Regions from separate parts of the Homo sapiens genome. Here region 2 is linked to region 1. Evidence: read pairs that join two places in POLR2A ChIA-PET (ENCODE). Cell type or tissue: PC-9. All regions are shown on one strand.

Region 1 (5,000 bases):
CTCAAAGATGGTCATCTTAGACTCCTTATGATTCTGTAATTCAGAAATTGTTTTAAAATGTTTAGTACTAGTGCTATGGCTATCATTCTTCATGTTTTTCAAAATTGAAACACTTTTGGATTATACAAGGAAGCACATGATAATTTAAAAAGATTAAGGCAACAGATTTGTGAGAAAAAAGTTACCCATAATTTTGTTTATTCCAATTTAAATACCATAACATTTTGAATGTACAAATAACTGATATACTATTTTGGAACAATGAAGAGGATTTGACAGTGAGAAAAAGTACTAACAAAATGCAGCCAACCAAGGGATTAATATTCACTAATGTGAAAAAAGATCTCACAGATTATTACAAAAAGTAAGCCCAAATATGTATGTGTGCGCTTGCGTGTGTATGTGTGTTGTTGGATATAACCTGTATGTCCAGTAGGGGACATGAATACTACACAAGCATTAAAAAGACAGAGACTAACCTGTATGAACTTCAAAAATGGACAAAACTGTTTGGTAATAGAAAGTGGTAGGGGAGCAATTGAGTGGAAAGGGACACCAGGGAACTATGATGGAATGTTCTTTATATGGTTAGGGTGTTGGTTACATGGATCTATATATTTTTCAAAAACTCATGAGAATATTCACTTAGGGTCTGTGCATTTTACTGTATGTCAGTTATACCTTAGGGTGGGCAAATGAAATGTTTTTAAAAGTGAGATTGAAATAATTTCCAGACAGGCAACTATTTATTTGGATTAGAACTATTTAGGTTAACTTCTCCACCAGTTGAATTTTGGCAAGACTTTGAACCAAGATGAGATTATTAACCAAAATCACGAGAAACTCTCACATAGACTGAATATTTGGAAAGGTTCTAGCCCAACCTAACTCCTAATACAGGGATCATTTTCAACACACCCCTTAAGGTCATTCTGCTTTCTGCTTGAACTGTTTCCAAAGACCAGAAACATCCCAGCCTGATGCATTATTGAGTAATACTTAAGTGTTCAGAACAAGAAGATTATTATCAATCAGTGTAGATCGATACTGGAAGACTTGCCTATTTCGTCAGTCATTCCCACTTACTGAAAGGTTACTTCAGCATTTTCCTGTTTCTGCAGTAAAAATGTTACACAGATTGAAATTTAACTGGCCAAGGATTTACTTTTTGCTGCAGGGTAAGCACTTTCACTCATTTACTAGTGTTTCACAAGTTTACTGGGCTCTTGAGTATCCACTTATTGCCACTTGTAAGACCCTTAGTTTTAGCTTAAGGGAAGTACCACCTGGTGGAGAAAAATCAAATAGCAGGCTTAGAGAAGAAAGTGATGTTTTCTCTTTTTTTACTTTTGTCTTTTTTCCTGCCACATTCAGCATAACTGATGATAAATAGCATGAACGTCAGTCTGTCCACACCCTCTTGTCCCATCCCTCATATGCACGGAAGTGGAAATTTCAGAGACTCACAGCTGAACAGATGGGGCGGAAGGACATGAGACGCTCAATGTGGTAGGCATTACTCCCACTCCAGGCATCCCAGCGAGGGTATTCTCCTCTCTCCAGGATAAACTGTTGCCCACAGAAGCTGGTATGCTCATAACCAATCCAGCTGCCAAAGACATGTAGTGTTTGTTCATGGTGTTCAAAGCCTATATGGCCTTGGGGAGAAGGCATCTTTCGTTTTAGATAAGTCAATAGTGGGGTAAAATATCAAGCCAATCCCAGTAGAGCTGTACAAAGTAATTTGTCACAAGAGTTGAGGAATGAGTTGACAGGTATACTAAGCAGGTTAGTGAATGTAATATTTGTTTGGGGGTTATCACTGAAAAGGTCTATCTACTTCACTGGTCTGAGTGAAGTGTATTAGCAAAGCCAATCTAAAATTATATTTCCTGGCTGGGTGTGGTGTCTCACGCCTGTAGTTCCAACGCTTCAGGAGGCCAAGGCAAGCAGATCGCTTGAGCCCATGAGTTGGAGACCAGCCTGGGAAACATGGCGAAACCCCGTCTACAAAACTCAAAAATTAGCCAGGCGTGGTGACCCACTACTGGCAGTCCCAGCTATTCAGGGGGCTGAGGGTTGAGCCTTGGAGGTGGAGGCTGCAGTGAGCCATGATTGTGCCACTGCACTCCAGCCTGGGCAACAGAGTGACACCTTGCCTCAAAAAAAAAAAAAATTTTTTTTTCTTTTTCTCCAAATCACCTATTCTCTACCTGTTTCAGGATCTAGTGACTGTTGCAAGCTTGTCCAACCTGTTGCCCAAGGGCTGCATGCAGCTCAGGACAGCTTTGAACGCAGCCCAACACAAATTTGTAAACTTCCTCAAAACATTATGAGTTGTTTTTGTTGTTGTTAGGTCATCAGCTATCGTTATGGTATTTTATATGTGGCCCAAGACAATTCTTTCAGTGTGGCCTAGGGAAGCCAAAAAGATTAGACACCCCTGGACTATTGCTTTGGCTCAAGCCAAACCTGTTGGCTTCTTCTTAAGAAAGCACAGGGATGAACAAGCAACTGATGGATTACTAGTCTTTTTTCTTCCTGTGACTTGCGAGTTCTTTCTCCTAGTGCCCCATACCTGTACTTAAAACTTGAAACACTCAGCTCAGTTTTTCACAACTGGGTCTCAGTTAGTGATGACACCTTAAAGTGTTACATCTTTTAAAGGACTGAAGAGCTTAATTTTGGTGGCAAGCAACTTGTGGAAGCCTATCCACATGCAAGGCCAATTCTGCCTAGTCAAGGGTGAGTCTTTTCCTTAGGTATTTTCAGGCTAATGATAAAGGCCTCAACTACTCTGCCAAGAGTCAGAGGACAAAAATGAGAGGGTCTCCCTCACCAAGATTAACCATCAACAAGAAACTGCCTGAAAGATGAATCAGGAGCTAATATGTCTCTGGAGTCGTGGGGTTAAGGTTTTTTTTTTCATAAAGAAATTAGCTAACAGTGTCTGCTCTGGGATATGCAGGAGGAGAGTTAGCCATGAAGAGGCAGCCACTTGACACTTTCTTCTCTACCAATTTTCTGCAGGCAAGAAAAACTCAAGGGTCTTGTGGCTGTTCTGAGGGCACCCTAGGTAGCAGCCTGTGAGCTCCAGAAGCAAAATTTTGATTACTGCCACTGTCCCACCCCATTGTATGTATTTCTTTATCCAGCCCCTGAAATCTAGTACCAAGCCACTAAGAACCTCATGTTCCTTCCTTCTAGCTTTGGCTTACTAAATTATGCATGTAGTGATTTCTTTCGAGGCCTGTCTCCGAGAAATGACTAGAGCCTAGGGGAACATCCTTCTTCCCCTATCCCCACTCTATGGTCCCCTGTCTGAAGGGACCTGAAATAAGGGGCTGCGGTTCTGCGGAAGTCCATACTCACGCGCCACTTTCCACCTTCAGGGACCGGACATTATCAAAACTGCGCTCAGAGACATTTGGACAGGAGCTGGTGAACTCCATCCTCTTGCCCTGAAAGTTCTCCTGATCATAGATGGTTATCTGAAATGAGATTGAATGGCGCAAGAGAGCTAGAACATCAGGAAAAACAGAGGTCCAGGTCAACAGCTTAACTTCAGTCTGACTCTGTGCTTTCTGTTACCAGCTGTAGCCTGGGATGCCTGATGAGGTCTCTTCCAGTGTAGACAGGGCAGGAAGGGGTTTGAATTAATGCCACTGGTTGGTGTTCATTTGCCCAGAGTAGGGATGAGGTGGAGGGAGGATTGGTTTATGATAGAAATGGTCTGCCAGGGATAATATCTAGACCAATGGACAGGCCAAGGACTTATGGGCTCCCATTCCACCACAGTTCCTTCATAAGCATGGCCCAGAGGCCAGGATTCTGGGAGTCCCAGGAGCTCCTTATAGATTCTTAGCTTCTCCAGCCATACCCCCTATAGAAACCTAGAGTGTAAAGGAGAGTTATGGTCAACCCTTTTTGTACATTGAACTAAAACCTGGCTCGTGGACCTGGCCAGAGGACCACTCGCAAAGCTGTGAGCTGGCCTCAGAGTTGACCCAATGAGGAGAGTGGGGAGTGTTGGAGAGAGGCCAGTGAGAGGCCTGAGGATCAGCCACTTCGGCCAATGGTTAAAGCCAACCTCAGGATGGGAGGCTGAGTCCTGTAATTTATTTGGGATCTAGTAGTAAATATCTTTATGGGCCCTCATTTTCTCCATGGACATAACTGTTGCTGGGCTGCTGTATTTTAAGATGACTTTAGTGGGGAGGAGAGAGGAGTTAGGAAACTAGGTATCATCTCCCACCCATCAATGGCATCCACAGTCATCCTTCCTTTGTCCAGTGGGACATCCTGAGAGATCCTTCCTTCGACAGCACTGGAGCTTGTGTGGACCTTTCCCCTACAAACTGGGGTTTTTCTGGTCAGTCACTGCCTTATGGACGAGCACAGGCCTGGGGCCTGCTCTGTGCAGCATGTCACCCCTGCCCTGTTGGATGTGATGGGGGTGGGCTTACCTTCCATGGCCCCAGGGACCCCGGCGTAGGGTTGGTCTGAGCCATCTTGGTGGTTGGAAGGGTTTCTGGAAGACAGAGCACACACGAATGATGTGGCCTCTTGGGAGGAGGGGGAGGTGAGGGAATGCCTTGAAAGGTAAAGGAGACTTGAAGTCTGCAAGACAGACTTTGGTTGAAATTCTGGCTCTGCTGCTCACTAGCTGTGCCTCGGGGTTTGTTGTTGTTGTTGTTGCTATTTTGAGACAGGGTCTTTCTCTGTCATCCAGGCTGGAGTGCAGTGGCACAATCTCACTTCACTGCAACCTCTGCCTCCTGGGCTCAAGTGATCCTTCCGCCTCAGCCTCCCATGTAGCTGGGACTACAGGCATGCACCACTATGTCCAGCTAGTTTTTGTATTTTTAGTAGAGATGGGGGTTTCACCATGTTGGCCAGGCTGGTCCCAAACTCCTGACCTCAAGTGATCCACCGCGCCCAGCCTGAGCCTCAGTTTTTCCATTGGTAAAGCTTCGACATGCAGTTATTGTAAGGATCAG
Region 2 (5,000 bases), 94 kb before region 1:
GCAGGAGAATTGCTTGAACCCAGGTGGCAGAGGTTGCAGAGAGCTGAGATCACGCCACTGCACTCCAGTCTGGGTGATAGAATAGGACTCCATCTCAAAAAAAGAAAAAAAAATAGCCGGGCATTGTGGTGGGCGCCTGTAATCCCAGCTACTTGGGAGGCTGAGGCAGGAGAATCACTTGAACCTGGGAGGCAGAGGTTGCAGTGAGCCGAGATCATGCCATTGCACTCCAGCCTGGGTGACAAGAGCAAAACTCTGTCTCAAAAAAACAAAAAAAGAAGAAAACAAAGAGGGCTAGGTGCTGTAGCTCATACCTGTACCAGCACTTTGGGAGGCCAAGGCAGGAAAATCACTTGAGTCCAGGAGTTAGACCAGCCTGAGCAACACAGGGAGACCCCATCACTACAAAAGAAAAATGAGCTGGGTGTGGTGGCCCATGCCTGTAGTCCCAGATACTTGGGAGGCTGAGGATCACTTGAACCAGGGAGGTTGAGGTTGCAATGCGCTTTGATGGTGCCAGTGCCCTCCAGCCTGTGCGACAGAGTGAGACCTTGTCTCAAACAACAAAAAAACAACAAACAGGGGCCCAGGCGCAGTGGCTCATGCCTGTAATCCCAGCATTTTGGGAAGCCAAGGCGGGGGGATCACCTGAGGTCAGGATCAGCCTGGCCAACATGGTCAGACCAGCCTGGCCAGGTGAGACCAGCCTGGCCAACATGGCGAAACCCCATCTCTACTAAAAATACAAAAATTAGCCTGTCGTGGTGGCACCTGCCTGTAGTCCCAGCTACTCAGGAGGCTGAGGCACAAAAATCTGGGCTTGAACCCGGGAGGTGGAGGTTGCAGTGAGCCAAGATTGCGCCACTGCATTCCAGCCTGGGCAACAGAGCGAGATTCTGTCTCAAAAAAAAAAAAAAATCAAATCAAACTTTAACACTTTAACAGTTCAACAGGTCTGGGCCAACAATATCATCCTCCCCATAAAATCCTTCTAAATTCTAGGCTGGGCGTGGTGGCTCATGCCTGTAATCCCAGCACTTTGGGAGGTCAAGGTGCTTAAAAAATACTTCTAAATTCTAGTAATCCCAGCTACTCAGGAGGCTGAAGCAGGAGAATTCCTTGAACCCGGGAGATGGAGGTTGCGGTGAGCTGAGATTGCGCCATTGCACTCCAGCCTGGGCAGCCTTAATCACCTGCATGCCTTAAGGAAATCACTAAACCTTCTGAAGCTTTCTGTAAAATGAGGATGCTTAATTACCTCATCTCTAACACTATTAGCAAAATAAACATTAATTTTGAAATTTAATGTTTCTTTTTTTTTTTTTTTTGCGATGGAGTTTCGCTCTTGTTGCCCAGGCTGGAGTGCAATGGTGTGATCTCAGCTCACTGCAACCTCCGCCTCCCGGGTTCAAGTGATTCTCCTGCCTCAGCCTCCTGAGTAGCTGGTATTGCAGGCATGCGCCACCACCTCGGCTAATTTTTTTGTATTTTTAGTAGAGATGGGGTTTCTCCATGTTGATCAGGCTGGTCTCGAACTCTCGACCTCAGGTGATCCGCCTACCTCGGCTTCCCAAAGAGCTGGGATTACAGGCGTGAGCCACCGCGCCTGGCCAATTTAATGTTTCTTATACCACATACACTAATTTCAGACAAAAGCTGTGAAACAATAGAATGGTACTTTCTGTGTCTTATATACTTACTTTATAGATCACTGCACCTCCTAATATACACTATGCATTAATTTTGTCTTACATAACATACATGTTTCCCTATGCATTCCCTCATGTCCCCTGCATCTTGGGGATGAGAGATTATGTCATCATTCCTCAGATGCATTTCCAACCACTACACTATCCTCCTTTGCAGTCCATGCTTTCCTCATCTTACCTTTTATCTCTCCTGATCATTGTTTTGTATTGACTTCCAAGACTTGCCTCTACATTTGTTGCAAACTTCGATAATCTGGCTTTTTTTCAACCCGGCATCTGTCATCTTCTGAGTTGTGTAACTTTATTCATGTGGATGAGCCACCTAAGATTCTGTCCTCAACATTTTTTGGCTTATACCATCCCATTATCTTCACTCTTCTAACAATCTGAAATTCCTTATCGTTCCTTCTAGCTCTTTCATTTCCCCACTCCTAATACTCAAGTTCTTTAAGATTATGGAGCTATATATGTATATACACACATTTTTAAAGACAGAGTCTTGCTCCATCACCCAGGCTGAAGTGCAGTGGCGTGATCAGGGTTCACTGCAGCCTCGAGCTCCCAGGTGTAAGCGATTCTCCTACCTCTGCCTCTGGGGTAGCTGAGACTACAGGCACACACCACCACACCTGGCCATCAATCCCCCTCCTGCTTTTCTTTCCTTTTCTATGATGGAGTCCTCCATGGTCTGTGAAGCTCTACTCACAATTCCTTTCTGAGAAAAGTAGGCTGGGGTGGCCATGCTGTATGTTATATAATTGTTAGGGAAACAGGAGTATCAGAGAGCAAGGTTGACACCATTTTAAAATATACTCCATCTTAAAGCTAGCAAGGCACATTCCTCACCAGTTCATGACCCATGGTCACAAGATGTTTACGGCTAAGAAAGCAGCTTAATAATGCCTGCAAGGACAAACTCCTGCAACCACAGAATGTCCAGATGCCCCGATATCACATAACAATATATGCTTTTAAGATGATTATAGTCATGCTTTGATGTACTTACGCACTAAAATGCCAAGGATAACTATCTTTAAATCAACAAAGTAATAAATGTTGTCATGCTGTCAGCCTACCTGCATGTAGACATAGCTTAGCTTTTACATAGATAAGACCTCTATATAAGAAGAGTTTAAAACAAAGCGGCCGGCGCGGTAGCTCATATCTGTAATCCCAGCAGTTTGGGAGGCTGAGGCGGGCAGATCACCTGAGGTCGGGAGTTTGAGACCAGCCTGACCAACATGGAGAAACTCTGTCTCTATTAAAAATATAAAATTAGCCGGGCATGGTGGCGCATGCCTGTAATCCCAGCTACTCAGGAGGCTGAAGCAGGAGAATTGCTTGAACCCGGGAGGCGGAGGTTACGGTGAGCTGAGATCGCGTCATTGCACTCCAGCCTGGGCAACAGGAGCGAAACTCTGTCTCAAAAACAAAACAAAACAAAACAAAGACAGTGCTCATTCCTCCGCTTGCTTTCTAAGGATGCCCTACTCTGTAACTGAGTAGCTTTCTATAAATTATCTCTTCTTGCTGCACTCTGTGACTTGCCTTGAATTCCTTTCTGCATGAGATCCAAGAACCCCTCTTTTAGGGTCTGGGTTGGGACCTTTTTCCAGCATCATCATTGTGTTACCCTGGTTGTGGCTGATTAGATCAGAAATCTATAAAATAGCAGAAGATAAACATTTATAGGCTAAACATAAGGGAAGACCAGAAGTCTTTAATGTGGTCCATATTGGATGAACCTAACTGACTCAATAAGTCCTCTTTTGGGGGAATTTGGATGCAAGTCACAGAAAAATTAATACAAACAGGGAGAAGTAGTAAGTATGTGCAGAAGAGGAGAGAGAGAAACTAGGCAGTAAGAAGCTGAGTTATGAATATGGGAGAATTCCCGGAAAAAGGAGTAAATGGGCATTTACTTCTGAGAGAGTAGAAGCAAACCAGATGATTAGAGCTGACATTAGGGTGAAATTCTATTCAATAGACTAGAACATCTATTGCATCCTATTCTAGGCATGTTTTCGTTTCTCCCTGATGCCTGTCTGTGGAACAAGTTTCCTGGGCTTCCTGCCTTCTACTTCAGTGCCATTATCTTCTACCTCAGACTTTGTGATAACCTGAACTAAGGGTATCTCTGCTTCTTGCCAACTGAAAGAGACTAATGTCCCATCCAGTAATTGATCAGCTCAATTCTTCTTTTGCCAGCACTGTCAACTCTCTCTCTTCCTTGTCCTTCTATTGCAACTGCCTCATAAACTTCCAATTCCAGATGAATCTATCCCTCAATCTCCTCTGCTACTTCATCTGGGCTACTGAAATTTAGTAGGAAAAGGCTGGGCGCGGTGGCTCACGCCTGTAATCCCAGCACTTTGGGAGGCCAAGGTGAGCGGATCACGAGGTCAGGAGATCAAGACCATCCTGGCTAACACAGTGAAACCCCGTCTCTACTAAAAATACAAAAAGTTAGCCGAGCGCGGTGGTGGGCGTCTGTAGTCCCAGCTACTTGGGAGGCTGAGGCAGTAGAATGGTGTGAACCCGGGAGTCAGAGCTTGCAGTGAGCCAAGATCGCGCCACTGCACTCCAGCCTGGGCGACAGAGCGAGACTCCGTCTCAAAAAAAAACAAGAAAGAAATTTAGTAGGAAAAAAATAACATCGCTTTTTGGATTCATACTACCATAAACATATCTGTTCTCATCTGGATACTCCATGGCAAGCAGCAATTCTTACAACATTTTCCTATTCATTTTTGGTTTCTCATTTCCTGAAAAAGTATTCTAAATATTCGCCACTCTACTCAAGTCCCCTAAGTCTCCCACACACCTCCTTCCAGCAAAACTTTATCTTCTACTTCATAAAGAAAGTAGAGGGCCGGGTGCAGTGGCTCATGCCTGTAGTCTCAGCATTTGGGAAGCCACAGCGGGAAGATCGCTTGAGCCCAGGAAGATCGCTCGAGAGCAGCCTGGCCAACACAGTGAGACCTTGTCTCTACAAAAAATAGCCAGGTGTTGTGGCGCTTGTAGTCCCAGCTACTCCAGAGGCCAAGGTGGGAGAATCACTTGAGCCCCAGGATGTCTTATATCCTGCAACTAGAATCACTACAGTAAGCCCAGATTATGCCACTGCACTTCCACCCGGGTGACAGAGTGAGACCTTCTCAAAAAAAAAAAAAAGAAAAAAGAAAAAAGGAAGTAGAGACCACTAGACTCTAAGTTTTTTTTTATTTTTGGCAGAGTTTTGCTCTGTTACCCAGGCTGGAATGCAGTGGCACGATCTCTGCTCACTGCAAC

Evidence for each region. Peaks named below come from ENCODE experiments on the same cell type or tissue, not always from the same donor. Only the 100,000 strongest peaks of a DNase experiment are listed, where the experiment ranks them.
Region 2: POLR2A ChIA-PET joins it to region 1 with 7 read pairs; 5 of 35 experiments call an interaction of 5 or more read pairs at or near these places.

Annotation. Positions count from the first base shown.
Region 1 is chr17:29,248,673-29,253,672 of GRCh38, reverse strand. CRYBA1 (crystallin beta A1) reads right to left here. Exons shown (of 6, transcript NM_005208.5): 2 at 4,467-4,531; 3 at 3,373-3,491; 4 at 1,468-1,609; 5 at 1-33. Among named protein-coding and RNA genes, the nearest start is that of CRYBA1, 4.3 kb to the right of the region's middle. In PC-9, CTCF peaks have their summits at 1,071 and 1,272 (motif pointing left); a DNase peak (open chromatin) is centred at 2,322.
Region 2 is chr17:29,342,233-29,347,232 of GRCh38, reverse strand. No RefSeq gene overlaps it. Among named protein-coding and RNA genes, the nearest start is that of TAOK1, 46 kb to the left of the region's middle. In PC-9, no CTCF peak of the experiment used is centred here; no DNase peak of the experiment used is centred here.